Regions from separate parts of the Homo sapiens genome. Here regions 2 and 3 are each linked to region 1. Evidence: chromatin loops called from intact Hi-C (ENCODE). Cell type or tissue: PC-9. All regions are shown on one strand. Links, peaks and the distances in the headings refer to the core of each region. The heading gives the core; the rest is flanking DNA.

Evidence for each region. Hi-C counts contacts between places; a loop is a spot of excess contacts. Peaks named below come from ENCODE experiments on the same cell type or tissue, not always from the same donor. Only the 100,000 strongest peaks of a DNase experiment are listed, where the experiment ranks them.
Region 2: a loop joins it to region 1, with 9 times the contacts of the local background. A loop is called at or near these places in 88 of 110 quality-filtered maps.
Region 3: a loop joins it to region 1, with 5 times the contacts of the local background. A loop is called at or near these places in 2 of 110 quality-filtered maps.

What each region holds. Positions count from the first base shown.
Region 1 is chr3:42,076,228-42,084,221 of GRCh38, forward strand. It overlaps a transcript of TRAK1 not described here. Among named protein-coding and RNA genes, the nearest start is that of TRAK1, 11 kb to the right of the region's middle. In PC-9, for the core only: no CTCF peak of the experiment used is centred there; DNase peaks (open chromatin) are centred at 3,684 and 4,504; H3K4me3 peaks cover 742 bases; H3K27ac peaks cover 2,995 bases.
Region 2 is chr3:42,016,673-42,024,666 of GRCh38, forward strand. It overlaps a transcript of TRAK1 not described here. Among named protein-coding and RNA genes, the nearest start is that of ULK4, 59 kb to the left of the region's middle. RefSeq lists an enhancer at 7,666-7,994. In PC-9, for the core only: no CTCF peak of the experiment used is centred there; a DNase peak (open chromatin) is centred at 4,449; H3K4me3 peaks cover 731 bases; H3K27ac peaks cover 2,248 bases.
Region 3 is chr3:41,678,012-41,686,005 of GRCh38, forward strand. It overlaps ULK4 (unc-51 like kinase 4), which reads right to left. Exons shown (of 37, transcript NM_017886.4): 28 at 3,742-3,793; 29 at 3,497-3,641. Among named protein-coding and RNA genes, the nearest start is that of ULK4, 280 kb to the right of the region's middle. In PC-9, for the core only: no CTCF peak of the experiment used is centred there; a DNase peak (open chromatin) is centred at 3,660; H3K27ac peaks cover 308 bases.

The DNA of each region.
Region 1 (7,994 bases), core at 1,881-6,880:
TTTTTTTTTTTTTTTGAGATGGAGTTTCCCTCTTGTTGCTCAGGCTGGAGTGCAATGGTGCGATCTCGGCTCATGGCAACCTCTGCCTTCTGTGTTCATGTGATTCTCCTGCCTCAGCCTCCCGAGTAGCTGGGTTTACAGGTGCTCGCCACCACGCCCAGCTGATTTGCATATTTTTAGTAGAGATGGGGTTTCACCATGTTGGCCAGGCTGGTCTCGAACTTCTGACCTCAGGTGATCCACCCGCCTCGGCTTCCCAAAGTGCTGGGATTACAGGTGAGAGCCACCAGGCCTGGCCAGATATTAGACTTTTATCAGAGGTATAGTTTGCAAAAATTTTCTCCCATTCTGTGGGCTCTCTGTTTATTGATAGTTTCTTTTGCTGTGCAGAAGCTCTTTAGTTTAATTAGATCCCACTTACCAATTTTTGTTTTTTGTTGTAATTGGTTTTAGAGTCTTTGTCATGAAATCTTTGCCAGGGCTCATGTCTAGAATGGCATTTTCTAGGTTTTCTTCTTAAATTTTTATAGTTTTAGCTTTTACATTTTATTCTTTAGTCCATCTTGAGTTGATTTTTTTATGTGGCAGAAGGAAGGGGTCTAGTTCCAATCTTCTGTATATGGATAGCCAGTTATCCCAGCACCATTTATTGAATAGGGAGTCCTTTCCCTATTGCTTGTTATTGTTGGCTTTGTGAAAGATCAGATGGTTGTAGATGTGCAGCTTTACTTCTGGGCTCTGTAACCTGTTCCATTGATTTATGTGTTTGCTTTTATACCAGTACCATGCTGTTTCAGTTACTGTAGCCTTGTAGTATAGTTTGAAATCAGGTAAGTGTGATCCTTCTAGCTTTGTTCTTTTTGCTTATAATTGCTTTGGCTATTTGGGCTTTTTGTTGTTTTTGTTGTTCCAAATGAATTTTAGAATAGTTTTTTTCTAATTATGTGAAGAATATCCTTGGGAGTTTTACAGGAATAACACTGAATCTGTAAATTGCTTTGGGCAGTATGGTTATTTTAATTATATTGATTCTTCCTATCCATGAGCATGGAAAGTGTTTCTTTTTTTCTTTTTACCTCGAGGCAGAGTCTTGCTCTGTCATCCACACTGGAGTGCAGTGGCATGATCTAGGCTCACTGCAACCTCTGCCTCCTGGGTTCAAGCAATTCTTTTGCCTCAGCCTCCCAAGTAGCTGGGATTACAGATGTGTGCCACCATGCCCAGCTAATTTTTGTATTTTTAGCAGAGACAGCGTTTCACCATGTTGGCCAGGCTGGCCTTGAACTCCTGACCTCAAGTGACCCACCCACTTTGGCCTCCCGAAGTGTTGGGATACAGGCGTGAGCCACCATGCCTGGACTGTTTTTCCATTTGTTTGTGTCATCTCTGATTTCTTTCAGCAATGTTTCATAATTCTCATTGTAGAGATCTTTCACCTCCCTGGTTAGCTGTATTCCTAGGTATTTTGTTCTTTTTGTGGCTATTGTGAATGGGACTGAGTTCTTAATTTGGCTTTCAACTTGGACATTATTGGCGTATAGAAATGATACTGATTTTTGTACATTGATTTTGTGTCCTGAAACTTTACTGAGAGTATTTGTCAGAACTAGGAGCCTTTGGACAGAGACTGTGGGGTGTTCTAAGTATAGAATGTTATTGTCTGTGAAGAGAGAGAGCGTCTCAGACTTTTATCCAGTTTCAGACCTACCATCCCAGGCCTGGCAGCCACCCACTTTCGTTGTGTCTACTTCTTCCGCAGTTTGACAAGTGGGTGGTGGCACCACGTTTTGTAGACGAAAGAAATTTCAGAACTTGGCCAGAGGCTGCTGTCAGTAGGTAATGGTTGAGGTGGGACTAAATCCAGGCCTGTCTGGTATGTTAGATCTAAATCTGACCTTCTGGGGCAAAGGGTCTGAGTGGCTGTGAGGTGACTCTGGTTTGCCTTCCCACTAAGCTGGGGTAACATGGGGGCTCCAGAGACAGTTTATGCCTTCAGAATCAAAGGCCCCTGTGGGAGGCAAATCTAAACTCATCCCCTCAAGATTTCTACCCACTAGTTATTCAGTCAAGCACGGATCTAGATACTTCTGTAAAGGGACTGTGCCGTGCAGATGGAATTAGAACTATTAATCCCTTGACCTTAAGATAGGGAGATTGTCCTGGATGATCTAAGTGGGCACCGTGTTTTGAGCCTGTAAAAACAGAAAAGGAAGGCAGAAGAGGAGGTTAGAAAGATGAGGCAGAGGCCAGGCACGGTGGCTTATGCCTGTAATCCCAGCACTTTGGGAGGCTGAGGCAGGCGGATCATGAGGTCAGGAGATCGAGACCATCCTGGCTAACACAGTGAAACCCCATCTCTACTAAAAATACAAAAAATTAGCCGGGTGTGGTGGCGGGTGCCTGTAGTCCCAGCTACTCGGGAGCCTGAGGCAGGAGAATGGTGTGAACCTGGGAGGCGGAGCTTGCAGTGAGCCAAGATCAGGCCCCTGCACTCCAGCCTGGGAGACAGAGGGAGATTCCATCTCAAAAAAAAAAAAAAAAAAAAGAAAGAAAGAAAGAAAGAAAGATGAGGCAGAAGGGGAAGTCATGGAATTCCAAGTGTGAAAAGGATTCCATATGCTGTCATTGGCTCTGGAATGTGGGTGGGAGCCACTTGCAAAATCTGGAGAGAAGCCTCCAGGAGCTCATGGAAAGCATAAGGAACACAGGAACAAAGGCTAGTGCCCAGCTGACGGCCAGCAGGAAACAGGGACTTCAGTCCTACAACCACAAGGAACTGAATTAGACCGGCAACCTGAATAAGTGTGGATATCAGTTCTTTCCCAGAGCCCCCAGTAATGGACTCACACCTGTGACACCTTGATTGGAGCCTGTTGAGATGCATGCTGGATTTCCAATATATGGAACTGTGATCGGATAAATGGCTATTATTTCAAGCCACTCAATTTGTGGTAATTTGTTACAGTAGTAATAGAACACTGACATAATCCCGGAGAACAATTAGTCCCTTTTTGAAAACTTTTGCCATACTTGGACCTGCTTGTTTAGAATTGCTGAGTAAAATCCCTTGGTATATCAGATGCCTCTGCCCAGAAAGAGGAAACCTTGAAAGCTCAGGTACCTGGCTGGCCATGGAGGGGATCACCCAGGACTAGCTTCTCCTTGTCACCTTTTGGGCTTCAACCTGGTGCTCTGGTTCTCATTTTCTCCTTACAATCTCTGAGTTTGTCGTGAAGGAAGCTCCTTCTTCTTTTTTTTTTTTTTTTGTTTTGAGATAGAGTCTTGCTGTCTTGCCCAGGCTGGAGTACAATGGTGCAGTCTCGGCTTACTGCAACCTCTGCCTTCGGGTTCAAGCAATTCTCCTGCCTCAACCTCCCGAGTAGCTGGGACTACAGGCGCTCACCACCATGCCTGGCAATTTTTTTGTATCTTTAGTAGAGATGGGGTTTTGCCATGTAGGTCAGGCTGGTCTCAAACTCCTGACCTCAGGTGATCCGCCCTCCTCGGCCTCCTAAAGTGCTAGGATTACAGGCGTGAGCCACTGCGCCCTGCTGGAAGCTCCTTTTTTTTTGTTGTTTTTTTAACCCCTTGCAAAATCAGTGATTTATTGTTTACAAAGGGCAGCTCTGTCTGCTCGTGATCTCCTACTGGAAGTTACCTGTGTGTGGGTGAGAATAGTTTCACAATCATTGCACCAGGGAGTGGAGAAGGACTTACCAGGGTGCACAAATCCTTCTGCATTTCCACCTGCCCTCTTTTGTACTTCCTGGAGTGGTATAGCTGGAAGGCAGTGTGTTGAAGGTTGCTCGATCCCTTCCTTGTCCAGATGAGGGGTCTGAGGCCCAGGGACATAACACAGTTTCCTCAGTGTCACACAGCTTTGAGTTTTAGTTAAGGTTCTGAGTCACAGAAATGACATCGGTTGAGGGTAGCGGGGAGAAAATATTAGGAACTTGCACACGTGTATTTTGTCAGCAAATTTGAGTTCAGTAGCAAACTGGCATAACGTTGAACAACCGTGCGTTAAGTACTCTTGACAAACTGGGGGCCGGAATTGTTGATCATTGAGTTGAGAAGAGTGGGGCAGGGGACCTGGGCCACCCACCCCAGGCTCAGCTTCCATGTATACTTTATCCTACTACTATTCCTGGCACCTCTTTTGCTGAAAAATTGACCTGGTTGCAGAATTTCTCACTCCTCTGCTAAGAAAAATCCTGCCTTCCTGCAGCTCTCTAGGCAGAATTCAGTAAACTAAACAGAGGCGCTTTCATCTCTCAGGGCCATGCCATCCACTCTCACTTTTCTTAAGCCTTGTTTGTTTCCTCTGCCTGAAAGAAGCCTTTTGCCTGGTGTGCCAGGGTTTGCTGGAGCCAGAGAACATCCAGGGCAGTGGATGCTTTGTTCCTGAGCCCCTGTGAAACCTCAGAAATGCCTGTTTACATTAGAGTGAAGTTAGGCTGGCACCTTGGGGAAAGATTGTCACCTTTGCCCTACAAATTCCTGGGTGTCCCCAGAGGGCACATGCTGTGACTCATTCTTCAAGCTAGAAAGTGGGTGGAGGCCTTACAAACCAGCTTTTGAGTAGTCTGTAAATGAGGTCTCCTGATCCTTGAATTGTATCTGGGTCATTTTACATGTTTGACTATTAAACTACTCTTTTTTTTTGAGATAGGATCTCACTGTGTCACCCAGGCTGGGGTGGAGTGGCACAATCATGGCTCTCTACAGCCTCAACTTCCTGGGTTCAGGTGGTCCTCCCACCTCAACCTCCCTAGTAGCAGGGACCACAGACACATGCCACCAATCCTGGTCAATTTTTTGTATTTTTTTGTAGAGTTAGGGTTCCACCATGTTGCCCAGGCTGCTCTTGAACTCCTGGGCTCAGGCCATCCACCCGCCTGGGCCTCCCAAAGTGCTAGGATTATGGTGTGAGCCACTGGGCCTGGCCACTGTGAGCCACATTTGATGTATATTGGTCTGTGTTGAAAATGAAGTAAGGTTAAACTCGAGCCAGCCTAGAGAGCCCATGGGCTGTGGTCTGCATACTTGGAACACTTAGGAGTCCCTCAGGTGGTTTTCATTGATTTCTGTTAGTCCTCAAGGTTAGCAGTGTGAAATTTGGGAGTTTAGACCCTTTGGTTCCAGTATAAATGATAGAACCTGGGCTTTAAAGCTTCAGGGGATCCTCAGAGTCATTTGCACCAAACCCCTTCTTTCATTTGTTGTTATTTATTCTACAGACATTTACTTAGTACCTAATATGTGCCAACACCGGTCCATGCTTTCAAGGAGCACACAATTTTTTGGGGGAGATCAGCCCTGGACAAATGGTGGTCAATGGACAATGCATGAAGCTTGTGTCTGAGATAGAGAGGCATTCCCCAAAATGTACTCCATGAAACAAATGCCATGTAGATAGGTATGTGGAGAAAGGATCCATAGTAAAGTAGGTTTGGAAATGCTGGCATATGAATACTATAGTAGAACCAAGAAAGGTGCCAGATTCTGAGAATCTGGAAATTATAATGTTAATGACAGTAATTATTTTGAGAATCTAATTTGTACTAGACACAGAGGTAAGTGCCTTATATGGATAAGTGCCTTACATTTTACAGAATTCAGTAGTTTGGATGTGCCATAATTTATAACTGTTTTTCTACGAATAGAAATTTGGTTGTTTTCCACTTGAATTTACTGGGTGAAAGCTTAGTTTTGTCATTTCAAGAGGGGCCTCTCAGGCTTCTGAATAGCTTTGCCAGTTGCTGTACATGTAAAATGTTCTTTGGATTTCAGAACTGTGGCTTGTGTTTCCCTTTTGAGTCTTGAGTGAGGTGAGCATTTGCTGATGTCTCCAAATTTTGTTTTTTTCAGGAAGTGCTTATACTTAAAATATTTCTTTTGTAGCAGTATGTTTCTGGGTTAAGTGTCTGGCAGCTATAAATGGAAACATCGATACTAGGAGGAGAAACAGTAGTGATTTAGGGCTATTGATCATGATTTAGGCCATCTCCCTCATTTTATAGGTAGTGAAAGCGAAAGTTATATAAAGCTTGGTTGTAAAACCTCTTTAAGAAATCTTCACATATTAGGGCCAGGCCTGGCAGCTCACGCCTGTAATCCCAGCACCTTGGGAGGCTGAGGTGGGTGGATCACTTGAGGCCAGGAGTTTGAGACCAGCCTGGCCAACATGGTGAAACCCCGTCTTTATCAAAAATAAAAAATTAGCCTAGCGTAGTGGTGCGTGCCTGTAGTCTCAGCTACTTGGGAGACTGAGGCAGAATTGCTTGAACCTAGGAGGCCAAGGCTTCAGTGAGCCGAGATCGCGCCACTGCACTCCAGCCTGGGAGACAGAGCACAAAACCTGTCTCAAAAAACAAACAAACAAACAAACAAAAACCAGAGAAATCTTTACATATTAGAGCCTTTGTTAAAAAAAAAAACACAAAAAACCAAAATCATATTGATTTAAATGAAACTGTCTTAGTTTTCAGAAGAACAATTGCATTTTGCAAAGTGAGAAAGTATTTCCAACTTCTGTGTATGGATCAGATAGAATATGTCTAAGTACAAGTTAAAGAAGGCTTGAATGAGGGTTCAATTTGTTAATGCATTTTAAAACCTTTTCAAGACCACATTCATCATCTACTGTTTTTCTGCCTACAGCATCTTTCTATGTTGATACATTAATATCTGTTGTGATGCTTCCTCTTGGCTTGGTTGACTTGTTGATAGCTGTCGCATAATTAATGACTCGATCCTCTGTTGTGGCTTGTTAGGTTGTAGCATTTCACTGTGCCATACATCTTTGACCTATATATACTTGAGCCCGAGAGCTACAGTAAATTTTGTCAGGCTGTTCTTCCAAATGTATACTCCTCGCCTTATTCCAGTAATACATAAGACTATAAGTTTCCTAAATCACTTGTGAACTTGAGCATCGTTATATTTTTTAAATCTTTGTTGTTGTTTTTTTAAAATCACTGTGAAGTTTCCTTAAACTGGGTGTGTATGTGTGTTGTGTTTTGGCAGGGGGAGGGAATTTTTATATCCTTTGCCCATTTTTCTTTTGGGCTATCTGCTTTAGGTCTGTGAATGAAGTGCATTATTTACATGTTGATTTTAAGTGTTCCCGGTTTAATTTCCCTGCCAGTTTTACTTTACCATGTCTTCCTCACCTTTTGAGTTCTTTATGGTGACCTGTGTTAGTGAGAGCCCATGAGGTGTCATCAGCAGACTTGGATCCCCTCAGGACCATCAGGGTCTTTGAGTTTCTAAATATCTGCCAATTGTTTTTGTGTATAACAGTAGCTTAATTGGGTATAGAAGTCTTATGTGACTATCTTTCACTTAAATTTCTGAGGAACTGGCTGGGTGCTGTGGCTCACACCTTTAATCCCAGCACTTTGGGAGGCCAAGGCAGGTGGATCACTTGAGTCCAGTAGTTCCATACCAGCATGGGCAACATGGTGAAACCTCATCTCTACTAAAAATACAAAAATTAGCCGGGTATGGTGGTGTGCGCCTGTAGTCTCAGCTACAGGCTAAGGTGGGAGGATCACCTGAGCCCGGGAGGTCAAGGCTGCGGTGAGCTGTGATTGTGCCACTGCACTCCAGCCTGGGTGATGGGAATGAGACCCTGTCTTTAAAAAAATAAATAAATAAAATAAATAAAATAAATAAATAAATTCTGAGGAATTATCCTACTGGTACGGCATGTAGAGATGTGGGGATACCTTTTTAATGTTTGTCAGATTTTTATCTAAATCTTTGGAATTTAAAATTTTTACTAGATTATATCCAAGAGTTTATTATTAGTTTTTCATTGATTTTGTCTGGGTCTTGGTGTAGAACCTTTTGATTTAAAGGTGTAAGTCTTCACCTCTAGAAAATCATTTTAAAATTAATGTTTTTATATACTTTACTCTTTTTGTCTTAAGCTTTTTTTGTTTTTTTCTGGAACTCTCATCAGTGTGCCTTTTTATCTTCTTGCTTTA
Region 2 (7,994 bases), core at 1,687-6,686, 60 kb before region 1:
ATAGATGCGATTGTTCTGTAGCACCATATAGCTCATAAGAGAGCCAAGGAGAGTAAGCAGATAGGTGGCCAGTTTTTCTGCAAGGGACAGTTCTTTTTTTACCCTTTGGGGCTCAAGTAAGAAAGGCATTGGAGGGCGAACAGTCATTTAAACTCACTGAGAGTTGCAGATATTCAGTAAAGCCTTTTGTGCATGCCAGAGCTTAATACTGTATGGTCGGGAAGTTTGATAAACTTTAAAGTACCATGACCAGCCTCTTCACATATATGATTCTGTGACCCTTGGTTTTGAAAATGGACTCTGACCACTGGCTGCGGTGGCTCACACCTGTAATCCTAGCACTTTGGGAGGCCAAGGCAGGTGGATTGCCTGAGCTCAGGAGTTCGAGACCAGCCTGGGCAACATGGTGAAACCCCGTCTCTACTAAAACACAAAAAAAGTAGCCGGGCGTGGCAGCATGCGTGTGTAATCCCAGCGACGTGGGAGGCTGAGGTAGGAGAATTGCTTGAACCCAGGAGGTGGAGGTTGCAGTGAGCCAAGATTGTGCCATTGCACTCCTGCCTGGGCGACAGAGTGAGACTCTGTCTCAAAAACAAAACAAAACAAAAGAAAATGGACTCAGATTTATTTAACTCATCTATATTTGGCATGCACTGTGATTTTTGTAGGGAAAGACAAGAGGATGTTCTTTTTAAAAGATGGAGATAGAACCCAAGGGCTTATGTGGGTTCTTAGGTTTTATTTTATTCTTGGACAGAGATACACTGTTGTTAGACAGAGATACACTGTTGAATGAATGGGTCTTCTGGCTTCTCACCTCCTTTTCCCCCCTTCTTTTCAAACAAATGTTCCCTATTCTGACTTGTCTTCTTAGATGTATCTAAGTGGAGGCCACTTGCAGTGTTGAAAAGTGCAAATTTTAGTGAAGAGACAGTAAATAATTGCATATGTGTAAAACTGGATGTCTCCTGAGTTACACAGAATACCAATGATGTTGAGCTGCTTAAAGGCTATGATAGGCATTTTATGAAAGGCTGTGTAGTATGATTCATTATAGTGAGAAATTTATTTAATTATTATTGTTAATAGTGCACCTGAGGTGAAACAGGGTGGAATGGGGTGGGAGGGGAGCTCTTGAAATCCTTGTTTGGACTTAATTTTTTTGTTTTCAAAATTTATTATTTTTATTTTACAGTGCTGTTCCTTGCAGAGCAGGGCTAACTCATAGGCAGTGTGCCTGTAGGCAGCCTGTTTGGACTTCCTTAAACACTTTTTTTTTCTTAAATAGAGACAGGTTCTTGCTATGTAACAGGTGAAGCTGGGAATAGCCCTTCCTAGAATGCTGAGGTGGGAGGATCACTTGAGCCCAGGAGTTCGAGACCAGCCTGGGCAACATAGTGAGACCTCATTGTTACAAAAAAAAAAAAAAAAAAGACAAAAGAAAAATTAGTCAGGTGTGGTGATGTGCACCTGTAGTTCCAGCTACTAGGGAGGCTGAGGTGGGAGAATCTCTTGAGCCCAAGAGATTGAGGCTGCAGTGAGCCATTATTGCACCATTGTACTCTAGCCTAGGTGACAGAGCGAGACCCCATCTAAAAAAAAAAAAAAATATTGCTGTCTGAGTCAAAAAGTGCTCTTAAGGAAAATGTACCTTGTTTTCCCTGAGGTTCTGGGGAATCCCCAGCATAAGCACATGTACCCCAGTTTGGGAATCGTGGAGCTGGATTATTTCTAGGGTCTCCTCTAGTTCCAGGACATTCAACAGGAGAGGATAGTCTATCCAGAGGAAGTGGATTTTGTACTAACATCCGACAAGGATGCTCCATCACAGTATAAATTATCCACATTTGAATGTTAAATAAGACCATGCTGTGGGTACTCAGGTGACTTTAAAAATCTTTTTTTTCTTTTAAGAAGTAGGAGAAAATAACTGTGAACATGTGGACTAAGTGGCTTGACATTTTCGAAAAGTATCTCTTTAGCATACTATTCAGAGCACTTATTGCATTCCTCCTTAATGACTAGAATTAGTTACTAGATAACATGATTATGTTGATTAAAAGATGTCACCGTCTACTAATTTATGTTGATACAGATGAACTATTAGCAAATCCTATCTTCCGTTACATAGATGCAGGTTGATTTATGTCACTTAAAATGCATATTAATGGCTGAGTGTGGTGGCTTACGCCTATAATCCCAGCACTTTGGGAGGTGGAGGCAGGTGGATTGCGAGGTCATGAGATCGAGACCATCCTGGCCAACATGGTGAAACCCCGTCTCTATTAAAAATACAAAAATTAGCTGGGCGTGCTGGTGGACGCCTGTAATCCCAGCTACTCGGGAGGCTGAGGAAGGAGAATGGCTTGAACCCGGGAAGTGGAGGTTGCATTGAGCCAAGATCGCACTACTGCACTCCAGCCTGGCAACAGAGTATTAAAAAAGAAAAAGAAAAAGAAAAAAAAAGCATATTAATTAGAATAGGGATATAGGATCTCACTTTTTTTTGTCTCTCTCCAGGATTACAGAGATAAAGCATTTATGCATATACAGAACCACGGGATTTTAGAAGTTGTCCATCAGTTCCTCTGGTTGTTTTGGTACAATAAAAAAGTGCTTTTTTTAGAGATAGAATCTCTGTTGCCTGGGCTGAAGTGCAGTGGCCTGATCATAGCTCACTGTAACCTTGAACTCCTGGACTCAAGCCATCTTCCCGCTTTGGCTTCCTGAGTAGCATGCGTGCTGCCACACTTGGCTAATTTTCTTTTCTTTTTTAAATTTTTTTGTAGAGGTGAGGTCTTGCTATGTTGCCCAGGCTGCCTTAGCTTCAAGCGATCCTTCTGCCTTGGCCTCCCGAAGTACTGGGATTACAAGCATGAGCCACTGTACCTGGCCAGGCAGTTCTTTAACATAAACAACGTGTGCTGTGGGTCTGGATTTTTTTTATGCTAACATTCTGTAAGCTCTCAGTTTTTAAGTTTTGCAAAATGTAGAACATATATGATACAACCTACTCTAGATACACAGCCTCTAGTGTAGGCTGCCTCCTTTTATTATGGGTTTCTATCAAATAATTTCCAGTTTGAGATTTGAGATGTGACCAAAGATAAAATGTCTCCTTATAATGTTAGAAGTGGTTTGGCTTCAGCTGTATTATTGAGTCAGGAATTTGGACCTTTAGGAGCAGGTAAACAATGAGAGCAGAAACTACCCTTGAATTTATGTTTGTCTGAGGACCATTGGGAAATATTTCTTGGAGAGTGGGGAAGACAAATTCCTTTGACCTCCAGAAGAATTGATTGTCCTCAGTGTGATGAGAAAATCAGGGAGAGAGTGACTGAAGACAGCTCAGCTGTTCATGCCAAAGGGACTGACGGTCCAGATTCATGGTGGAACCAGGTGGCCGTGTTCTGGCTGGAGAACAGCAGTGGGAAGAGGACAATGCTCACGAGAGGGACAATGCTGTCTCGGTTTCTGCCTGACTTTTGGTTGCTACTGTGTTCTGTGGAACAAATATTTTATATCATGTTGCATTACCATCTAAGGTTGACAAGTTAACTAGAACCTTTAATTTCTTACGCATTGAACCTTTAATTATCTTAGCTCCATTAATTTTACTTACATATACCACTTGTACTGCCAGTAACTCCTTGTAGATAACCACTCTTGTGACCTCTATTACCATAGGATAATTGTGCCTGTTTTGGGCTTCATGTAAATTGAGTCATATAGTGTGTACTTTTGTGTCTGGTCTTTTGCTCAATGTTTTGTCTGCAATGTTCATCCATTTGTTGCATGTACTAGTGCTTCATTCCTTTTTAGTGTGGGATGGTATTCCATTTTATGGTTATATCATGATTTGTTCATACATTTACCTGTGGATGGACATTTGTTTTTTTTCCAGTTGGGACTATCATGGATAAAGCTGCTATGAACTAAGTGTATAAGTACTCATTTCTATCGGGTATATGCTCAGGAGTGGATCATTGGGTCATAAGACATATGTTCAGCTTTAGTAAAAATTAAGTTTTCCAAGTGTTCATTCTTCTCTGGATTTGGTATATGAGACTTCCAGAAGAAAAAAAGATAACTCTGTAAAAGAGTATGCTACATCTTGTGTTTCTGAATACAGGGCTCCCACAGTAAACTTGGTTTGCCTGTTGGACTTCCAGTTGGGGAGTTTGGTAATCTGATATCTTAAGAGATCTAGTAAGACAGTTATAGTATCAAGGGGCATTTTTTACTTAGTGTGAGATCCAGAGGTGTGGGCCTTGCCTGCACTGAAGAATTTCAAACCTGGGAAGAAAATTGGAGGTTTACTTAAACTAAAGGGACAGATTCTTGTCATGTTCGGAAGTTGGAATTGGCAAGCTTTATACTGGAGAATTAAAAACTCAAAACAAACAAAAAACCAAACCTATGATTCAGGAATAGCATTATAATGATTTAGAGGAAAGGTGGGGAGGAGGAAAATGAGCAATTTGTTATGTGTATGACTCACTGGTGCTGTGTCTGCGAGTATTACATTTGGGTGCAGAATTTCTGAGACAATTGGTTTACTGGCTTTCTTAGTAGAGAATAAAAGAGTGTCACCTAGACAGTGAGCATTTCATTTCAACCTTTGCATCTAGAATATATTTTAAATAAAATGCAGAATACTATGGGAATTGTACAGTTGTACAATTGCTTTATGTACCTGAGTGGGAAGTAGCTTTGTTTTCATTCATTAATTAAAAAGTAAAAACCTTCAGATTGAACAGTGTAGATACAATGCAGCACAGCATTGATGTGTTTGAAGCCATGTTCTTTTTTCCCCTGTAAGATTGTTGCTTAGGTGTGTTGAACCCAGCAACTCCTGTTTATGACAGGCAGCTTCGGAATCATTACCTTATATGATAACCTCATACAGTTATTATTTTTTTGAAATGGAGTCTCACTCTGTTGCCCAGGCTGAAATGCAGTGGCACGATCTTGCCTCCCTTCAACCTCCGTCTCCCTGGTTCAAGCAATTCTCCTGCGTCAGCCTCCTAAGTAGCTGGGATTACAGGTGTGTGCCACCACACCTGGCTAATTTTTGTATTTTTAGTAGAGACGGGTTTTACTGTGTTGGCCAGACTGGTCTCGAACTCCTGGTCAGTTATCCACCTGCCTCGGCCTCCCAAAGTGCTGGGATTCTATAGGTGTGAGCCACTGCGCCTGGCCCTCATACAGTTATTAAGAGGATTATGTGAATTTATACATGTGCTTGGCTAAGAGGAAGCATTTGTGTTAGCCATAATTATTGTTTTTACTGAACTCCTTATGATCCATTCATCCAAAAATAGTTTGGAACAGGTATTCTGTGCCACACCTCAAGGGTGGGGTGTGCCCTGGACTTGCTCTGTATGACAGTAACAGGAATAGCCCCCATGGCCTAAAGCATTGATGTGAGCTGTGGTTTTTGCTCACCCATCAACTAGCTTCTCTGCTTTGACTTTGAGGAGAAAGGGTTAATTTTTCAGTGGTCCCAAGGCATTAGAAGAATTGCTTTGGATTCGAATATCAAGACATTCCAAAGGTCTCTTGTGGAAGAAACATAGTTTGGTGTTATATATTTGGGAAAACATCTTTCTATTTGAGAAAACAAGCAGATTGTTATTATTACAGCAGTGGATAAAAGGTGTGACAGGCAAATCATTGGTAAAATAGACTAAAACGTTGACTGCTGCAGTAGATGTTTTATACTGTATTTGAAAGATAGGAAAGTAGTTAGTCTTGTTAAATAACTGGCCGGGTGTAGCAGCTCACGCCTGTAATGCCAGCACTTTGGGAGGCCAAGGCGGGTGGATTGCTTTAGCCCAAGAGTTGGAGACCAGCCTGGGCAATATGGTGAAACCCCATCTCTACAAAACGTACTAAAATTAGCTGGGCATGGTGGTGTGCCCCAGTAGTCCCAGCTGTCTGGGAAGTTGAAGCAGAAGGATCGCTTGAGCCCAGGAGGCAGAGGTTGCAGTGAGCCATGATTACACCATTGTACTCCGGCCTAGGCAATGGAAAGAGACCCTGTTTTAAAAAAAAAAAAACAAAAACAAAAAACTTTTGTACAAGAGGAATATTTTCACAACAATTGAGTGTTAACTTGCAAAACTTTTAGCTGGGGTAAGTCTCTTGATGGTATAGTAGAAGTGATACTCATGGAAAGGAATAAAGAAAATAAATATTCCTGGCCAGGCGCAGTGGCTCACACCTGTAATCCCAGCACTTTGGGAGGCTGAGGCTGGCGGATCACGAGGTCAGGAGTTGGAGACGATCCTGGCTAACACGGTGAAACCCTGTCTCCACTAAAAATACAAAAAATTAGCTGGACGTGGTGGTGGGCACCTGTAGTCCCAGCTACTCAGGAGGCTGAGGCAGGAGAATGGCGTGAACACGGGAGGCAGAGGTTGCAGTGAGCCGAGATTGCGCCACTACACTCCAGCCTGGGCGACAGAGCGAGACTGCATCTCAAAAAAAAAAAAAAAAACAACAAAAAGAAAATAAATATTCCTGGGAGTTTGGCTATCTTTTAATGTAGTTTTTGTTCTTTATAGTATACTGAATTCTCTGTTTGGCAAAAGGCAGCATGGCAGATTGATCATCACAAGCAAGTTTGAGAATTTCCCTCACAAACTCAAGTTGCATCCACATTAGGTCACTAGGGCGGAAAAGAGATGCAGTCTGTAGATGTTCCAAAGAGAAGGCCCATGGCAGGGTTGGGTGGCATTAGGAGTGGTGGCTGGCTTTACTTTGGTAAACGTGTCCTAGGCCGTATGTGATCCTAGACCTTATCTTACCTCCATGATGACTGAGACCCAGCTGGAAGCTCTGGCTGTACTCAAGGTGAGAGAGGGTGGGGGTTAGCGAGTGATAGTGTGGGTAGATGTTTAAGAGATAAGCCTTTGTTGTTGAAGAGATAGTGGTAGGGTAAGGGAGGGGGCGGAGTGAAGGATAAGGCTGAGGTTTCTGAGTTGGACCACCATTAATCAGTTGTCCCAGCGGTGAGGACCTGGAGGGTCTTGTTTTGAATGTGCTGAGTTTGACGTGCTCGTGAGGGTTTTTTTTTTTTTTTTTTTTTTTTTTTGAGACGGAATCTCACTCTATTGTCCAGGCTGGAGTGCAGTGGCACAGTCTTGGCTCACTGCAGCCTCCGTCTCCCGGGTTCAAGCAATTCTCCTGCCTCAGCCTCCCGAGTATCTGGGGATTACAGGCGCCTGCCACCACGCCTGGCTAATTTTTATATTTTTAGTAGGGATGGGGTTTCGCCATGTTGGCCAGGCTGGTCTCGAATTCCTGACCTCAGGTGATTCGCCCTCCTTGGCCCCCCAAAGTGCTGGGATTACAGGCGTGAGCCACCGTGACCGGCTACTCCTGAGATTTCTAAGTGGAGATGTTTAGGGCAGTGGGACGTCTGGGCCTGACACTTCGAAGAGGGATAGGAGTTTGAGGCAAGGGTTTGGGGACCATTCCTGTGTAGTGATATCCATGTGTAGGAGAACTCACAGAGGAGTAGTGACTAGAGATTGGGAGAAGACCAGAATTGCTGGGGGAGGGAGTGTTCTTTTGGTGAAGGGTAGGGTTCACAGGGTTACTCTGCTGTGAGAGGCCAAGTGAGATAGAAGCTAAAATATCTTTTGGGTTTGTTTATACATAGTAGGTATGCAGATATTTCTAGTTGTATCATTTGGTTCTTTGTTTTTCAGAAGAGATGCTGGCTTAGCCTTGTAAACATCGCAGTTGCATAAAAGTATTTATGATAGTCCTTAAAATGCTGTAATTATCTTTGAAGTTTTATAATTTTGCAGTGTTTAACTTATGGCAGCAATAGCATTGGTATTTTAAATCAAAACAGAACACTGTCAAGGGTTACATAACTTATTCATGATATTAACAAGATATAAAGCACCATGTTTTTGTGTGTAACTGTTTAACAGTAGATGAAGTTAATGATTGCCCACTTTCAGCTAATCATATGATTG
Region 3 (7,994 bases), core at 1,687-6,686, 400 kb before region 1:
GAACAGAAACACTGGCTCTTCTTCAGTCTCAAGCCCGCCAGCTTTCAGACAGCAACTACACCATCACAGGCTCTCCTGGGTCTCCAGCTTGTCAACTGCAGATCTTGGGACTTCTCAACCTCTGTAATCACGCGAGCCGGTTTCTTAAAATAAATCTTTATTTCATACACACACACACACACACACACACACACACACACACACACACACACACAGAGCTCCTACTGGCTCTGTTTCTCTGGAGAGCCATCATACAGATATTTATTCTTACAACTGAGCCTTTGTTCATATTACACAGCAGTTCTGATAAGCATCTGGAACGTGGGTATTACATGGCACTTAACAAGATTAAATTATTGTTCTTCCTGAGAATTTTTCCAGAAGTATTAGAAAAGACATCCACCCTTTTTCTAGGATTACCCTCTCCACCAGGAACCATTTAACTACCAAGTGGATGAGAATAGGAGCCTATCTGAGAACAAAGCAGAGTAGATGTAGGCAGAGTAAAGAGATGGCGAGAAAGACACATACACGGAGCATCACAGACAGAAATCAAGCCCCTAAATCCAGCTGTATCCACAAGTCTTTGACTTCTCAGTCATGTGAGCAAATAAACTATTTTATAAGTTAATTTGAATTGGGTGCTATTGTTTGCAAATAAAGTCTTGACTAATACAATACTTCCCTGTGCGAAGTGGGGAGCCTACCATACCTGTGCATGAAAAGGCTGTCACCTTGGCTGCATCAAAAGTATTGTTTAAGGTCAAGGGAAGGCTAAAACTTTAACAAAATAAAAAGTATCAACACCAGTGTGTCTATTTGCCAAATTGAAGTGGGTGCTATATAGTTCCCATGGACTCTAGAAACTTAATTCATAAGCTATTATATTTATATACTCAATGGAGAGCATGAATTTTCCATTATTAGTATTTCTAAACTTAAAACTACCAAGAGTTATCTTCAAAGATCAAACTCCTTACCAGGTTCTAGTTTTCCAGAGTTAAGGAGGTTAAATGAATGTGTTACTTACATTTCATTTAAAATTTTTTTTTACATCTATTGAGCCCTTACTATATATGCCAGGAAGGCACAATAAGCATTATACATTTTAATGGCCAATTCATTTCCATGAAGTATGTACCATTACTATTATTGCCCTATTACAATCTTTACTTTAAAGATTAATATGAGATTAAAATAATGAGCCTAACAATAACAGTCACGGTGCTAAACACTTGTCAAGAGGGTACTATTTGCCACACACTGTACCGTTTCAAAAGAAGCATCCTATTTAATCTTTAGGATTATCTTCTAAGGTAGGTACTATTATCCCCGTTCTACAGATGAGAAAACTAAGGCTTGGAGACTGAAATGCAGACTCAAGGCTTATACGCTACAACAGAATCAGTCTGAAAGGTTTGAAAACATTCCATATCACATCCAAATAAATTGTATACCATTATCTGAAGTGCATTTCAAGTTGTGTAATACAAGCTTGAACTCATCTACATTATTTATGTTATTGAACTGCCATGTGGTTTACATTTACATTTTCCTCTTTAATTCCTCATCTCTGGAAAAAGTAAAGACTCATACTAAAGGAAATATTTATTCCAGCTCAAATGAGTAACACAGGATCACTGAGTTAACACTTTTTATTTCACAAACTGTTCCAAAACTGGGCAGACTTCAGATATACAGAAATGTGGTTTCAGATTAACAGAGCTTTAAAAAAGCTATTACTAAACTGTGAAGTCCTGTTGGAGTAAATCTGATCCCTACTGTGTGGAGGAGACATCTCAGGTCCTGAAAAATGTTCTCTACAAGTTTTCACATTGCAGATATCCAAAGCACATATTTTCTTTTTGTTTTTGTTTTTTTCTTGAGAGACAGAGCCTTGCTATGCTGCCCAAGCTGGCCTCAAACCCCTGAGCTCAGACAATCTTCCAGTCTCATCTTCCCAAATACCTGGGACTACAGGCACGAGCCACTGAACCCAGCTCTCAAAGCACATCCTTTAAATATATTTTGTACAAAAACTACATTTAAGGAATTTTCTTGTCAGAAAGATGCATATAACTATATATGAATACTTTTAGAAGCATAAAATGCACTAAAAACATTAATCCCATTAAAGAAGGGTATAATCTTTTATTGAATTCACATAAGTATAGATCACAGACATACACTCATATATAACAAATGTAACTGAAAAGGTACCTACTGACAGTTTATCACTGAGCAAACTCCACATGACAAAGTTTCAAACAATTGTCTTACTTTGGGCATTAAAAGTATTCTTACAGTACATATTAATTATCAGAGCTGTCCCTGAAACCAGCTGCAGAAGTGTAAATAGGAAAAAAGAAACAAGAGGCTGGCCTAGAAATCAAGCTCCAGTCAGTCAAGACAGGCTCCCCCAGAGAGCCAAAGGGTCGACACAGAACACCCACACACTTAGTAAAAGGTACCTTCCTCAACCAACTGGAGTGGTTGAGTGCTTCATCTACAGCAACTGGCAATTTCAGTTATTTGGGTTTTCTTTAATGTGAACCTAATATTATATGAGAGAGTTCAAACTCTTAACATTGGCCAAAATCAGAATGTAATTACATCTGATTTCTTTACTATGATCATTAATTTTTTTTAAATGAGAACAGTGGGTCTTAAGAAGTTGAAACAATAGAGGGAAGCATTAACTCAGGCTGTCATTCTTATAAACCTGCCAAACTGACCCAGACTGCGGCCCAGGCCCTGGAGAAAGCCATGATCAGGTAGGCATATTAATGCATGATACACCATCTAGCATTTGTTTGATTTCACAAAATCTTCTTTAATATTGACATATGGCATATACTTTTTGAAACTAGCTTTGATAAAATTGACAGTGTCCCCTCAACTATAAGGTGAGATTTTAGGGTTTTGCATGTTTGCATTAGGTGCCCTCAGTAGTCATCCTGCTGTGTGTTTGCTTTATGAGCAATGAAGTAAAAGAATACAAAAACCCTTTCTCCATACTCATTACCTGTTCCGCCACCTCCACCCAACCCCTGAGAAAGTCCTGCTCAGAACTAAACCTAAGTTCTATTCCAAGAGTTTGGAGAAGGGGATTACCTCTATCTCTATTATTTCTGAGTAGAGCCAGGAGAAGTCTCAATTTCATGTTCCAGTAGTCGTGTAATATAGACCTTGAATCATAACCCTCACCCCTTGAGCCATGAACACGTTTAAATCTGCATAACTTCAAAATCATGTTTCTGGCAAAAAACAGATTAAGCTTTAAATGGATGTCCTCAAAGATGAACTGAGACCTTCTGAGTCTTCTGCAGTCTAACAGTTACCGCACCTGTCTAAACTTTTTTTATAATGAGTACACAAGCATATGTGTATAAACATAAGGACATCAAGACCCCAACCCCATCACTGAACCTAGTTTGACAGAAGCTTCCTGGATAGCCTACACTTCTCTGCATGAATACAACTGCATGATACTTACTGGGGAAGTAAGACATCTCGAATGAGAGCCAGAAGATTGCTGTCAGAATCAACACTGGCCTTCTCCTTGCCATCCCCAAACTCCTGGTTCACGAGTAGAGATGTGGTTTCTGAGAGCAACCGCAAGCTAAAGAGTCTCCACTCCACTTGAAAGAAAAAAAAAATGCCAAGAATGTGACTCCATGGAGACAGAATGAAAATAGAATGTGTAACTGATGCAATTCTTGCTGGTGTCATCACACTTACCATTTTGGCTTTGAACCAAGGACACCAAGGGTGGCAGTATATAGTCAACAACCTAAAAGAAAGCATGTAAAAGACTCAGAATCTCTATGAACACAAAACTGATATCAACCACTATCTATATTTTTTCCACAGACAGAATCCCTAATCAAAGGAGTGAAAAAAAGCAACGGCTAAGTTTATCCTGGATTTAAACTCTCCATGACATTTAATAAACCACCAAGCTCATTTAAATCTAAAAAAGTCCTCAGGTCAAAATGACATTATGAAAATCAAAACAGTAATTTATCAAAACCTTCAGGGTCTATGAAAGGAACTTTAGAATATAATGCAAAATCTAGTTGGCACAGGTTGGCATTAAACCATCAAATTAGTATGTATAAGCTGGTGATCATTACATCAAGTTTAACCTAAACAACAATCAAAATGTTGGGAAAAAAAAGACACAATAGTCCCCATGTTTTATCAAATACATCAAATAACTATGACAAGTTCGTCTTGGTTATTTTTAGAAATAGACCACAAAGATGTAAATCCACTATACAAACCACCCCTGTGAGTTCCTAGTTGTATCAGAGAACAATCAAATATGGTTTAAAACTTAACCCCAAAAAACAAGTATTTTCCTCCAAAATACCAAAAAAGAAAGAATCCCTACTCCAGTCTAATGATGAAAACTACTGTTTCATTTGATGAACTATTTTAGTGACAATAAACAAAATTCCCATTGTTTGTGTACTTGTTCTCTCTATACTGATAAAAGAGCAGGAGAATCTGTGCACAGCCAAACGACATCTTGCCGTCCATACCAACAAAACAACGCCCTGCACAGGCAAGAATCTCCATATGTGGCTGGTGGCCCATCAGTATTAACATATTCTATCTCCACTTGACATAGGAAATTTATATGTGACAGTATATCTCAATATTTTTACAAGGACCCTAAGAACCAGGGGTGTTTTCTTCACCCTCTTCCACTAAGTGATGTCACATCACTGAAAGCACAGATATCATGCTTCACCAAGGTACTTTGAGAACTCCAAACTTCCAGTTATGTCTAAAGAAAAAACTATGCAAAGGAAAGAAATATATACTGCTATCAATACTACCAACATGATCAACAGCTATCTTAAAGGTTGAATAGTGTATATCAGGAGAGGAGTAAGACTGAAACAAACGATCTAAGTGCCCATCTCTAGAAATTTAAAAACGAATAAACATGGCCAAAAAAGCAAGCTTGTCAGAAGATGAATACAGAAAAATCAACAGTATTTATGAGACAGAGTAGGAATGAGGCTTGGCTCCAGCTCATCCCTGCTACAGCATTCTTTCATACATTCCCAGTGATCACAAAACCCACACCAGTACCTCACTGATGCCATACCCGCTAACCCCAAGGCTTTAGTCATGCTATATTGTTCCACTGAGCTCTCAAAATGTTTAACCGTGGCTTTTACTTAAAGAATTCCAGGAACTGGCCTTACGAGACCCAAACTATCAAACCAAAGTTGTGGAGTGTACCACCTCAGGAGGCTCCAATGAAGCCTCGTCTGGGAGAACTCTGTCGGCCTCATGTCCTATTGCATTGAGAGCCCAAGAACTCATGGTCAGTAACATATTCATTCAGGGCTTGTCTGCGATCACCAGACATGGGGTGCTTTTTTCTCCTCTGTGGAGGGAGGCATGTGAGCCAGCAGGACAGCTGGACGTGACCCCTCCGTGACTGATGGAAGGCCACCTGAAGTTTTGATTCAGCACTGCTACAACTGGTGAGTTTTTCCTCCAGCCTCCCTGTGACCCCTCACAACCCACCCCAGACAATGCTTTTCCTTCCCTCCTGGTCTTCTATTTGTTGGGTCTTTCTTTTTCTTTCTTCTTCCTTTTTCCTTCCCTTCCTTCGCTTTTCATTAACTTAATTGACTCAGTCTGAAGACACCCGTGTGGCACTGATTCAGCCTCAGTAGACACCCATGTGGCACTGGTTCAACCTCAATAGACACCCACGCAGCATAGGCAAAAACAGTCATTCAGTTCAGCTGGTAGGAAACTCTGTCTGGCACTGGAATCTGTAATATTCTTTAAGTACATTCCCTCCCTTTGCCACGCCTTGTGGGAAAGGGAAGGCTGTGGACTTTGTCGTCTGTCTATTCAAGCATGCAAGCCTACAGACCCTGGGTGCTATCTTTGTGAAGAGAGGACTGATAGCACGTGGGTCCACAGTTTGCGTCACTCACGTCCTGATCCATTTTTCCTTCTTGTGTGTTTAACTTGACATCTGATTGCCCCATGCAGACTGTTGGATGACTTCTTGCAAAGAGAAGAGGATTTACCTACGCTTCCACCAAAAAATGGAAAAAAGATGACTTTCTCTTGTAATGCAGCTTGGCCCCCACAGCTGTGCTGCAGTGAGAAGAGTCATCAACAGCTGCTTTGCTCTTACGGAAGCTACACAGAAAGGCAACCCAGAAATCTGGCATGCGAGCAAAAGGTTAAGGATTTCTTACCAGCCAGGCTTCTGACCTGCTTCTCTGTGCACACCAGTTGAGTGAAATGGTAAAGATAATTGTTTGTCTCAAGGTCTATGACCCCTATAAGCCTGCTGTTTGGCAGACTTGTCAGTTACAAACGTTGCTGCAGGTCCTTGAAACAAAAACTGGACGAGGTTTCCCTTTCATCTTATTTTATGTCTTTGAGAGCTTGACCTTATGACCATGGTGGGGTACCCTCTCTTGCTATCTAGCATCCAGAAGGTGGGAATTCCGAGGCTCATGTCAGGTAGCCAGTCTGAAAGGACCTGGAGACTGAGACACATAAGCACACGTTCTTTGTCCCAAACGTGTCAAGCACTTGGGGATGAGTTCTGTCTTAAAAGGTCCCACCCCAAGGGGCTTTTGTCATCTTTTGCTATCTTAAATCTATTCCTGAGAGTAAATTCTTGGGGACCATGGAGATGCCTCCTCTACCCCCTCTCTAGAAATACCATTTGCTTATATTATAAAAACCTGAAAAATTACCATCTGAGCCTTAAAGGGCTTTTGGATTGAGTAGCTATTGAAACTAATTTCATCATTAAAAGAAAAGCACTTTTCTTATTCTCAACAATTTTTTAAAAGGTTTAAATTAAAAGAAGGATGCATAAGAATGTCGTGGCTAACCTTACAAATTATCTTGAGCAGCTGAAATTCCTAGCAAGCTTGAAAATGGCTACTCTAGTTTCCTTCTGGGAAGACCAATGACAACTGCCTCATGCTGTAGCTCAGTAGCTAAGGCTTTGCCTTTTCACAATGGCTGCCTGGGTTCAATACCTGGCACAGGGAATAGTACTTTCTGGTTTTATATTTGTGTGACCTTTGCCATTTATTATTTTCCCCTCCATGAACAACTTCTGACTTCCTGTCTTGAATTTTCCTTTCTCTGATCTACCTTTGAGGTGATTATAAATCCTGTAAAGACTGCTTGCCCTAAAAGGTTAGGCAAGGACAATAACTTGTTCAGCAGGAAGTAGCTTCTGAAGATGAGATCTTCGGCCCTTTCTCCTTAAGCATAAAGAAGGTGAAGTTTCTCAGCAGGGAATGAGACAGAGTAGCAATGGGGCTTGGCTTCAGCTCACCCTCACCAGAGCATTCTTTAATACATTCCCACTGATCACAAAACCCATACCACTACCTCACTGATGTCTTACCCACTAATCCCAAGGCTTTAGTCATACTCTGTTGTTCTTCTATGCTCCCATAATGTTTAACCATGCCTTTTACTTAAGGCATTCCAAGAACTGTCCTTAGGAGATCCAAAATAAACCAAGATTGTAGAGTGTTCCACCACAGGAAGGAATGGCAGCCTTGTTGCCATTGGCCAGACCACCAGGTGGCCCATTTCTCAAGATAACATCGCAACCAGTTGTGCTGACCTGCATACCTACCCTTCACATTCTTTGCCCAGCCCAGACTGCATACCCTATCCTATTTATCAATTCGTATGTTTTGACTAATAAAAATTTCCAACCAGCTCTTCAGAGAGTCTGTCTGGGAATTCTCTCTCTCTCTCATGATGCTTCCTTTATGCCCGGGCATAAGCTCCAGTGAAGCCTTGTATGGGAAAACTCTTTTGGCCTCATGTCAATTTCTATTGCACTGAGAGCCCAAGGACCATGGTCAGTAACATTTATATGTACCTACAACAACCAATTGAATAACATAATTCAAAAAATATTTAATTTACAACAGGAATATCGTGATCTTAGCAAGAATATATATATG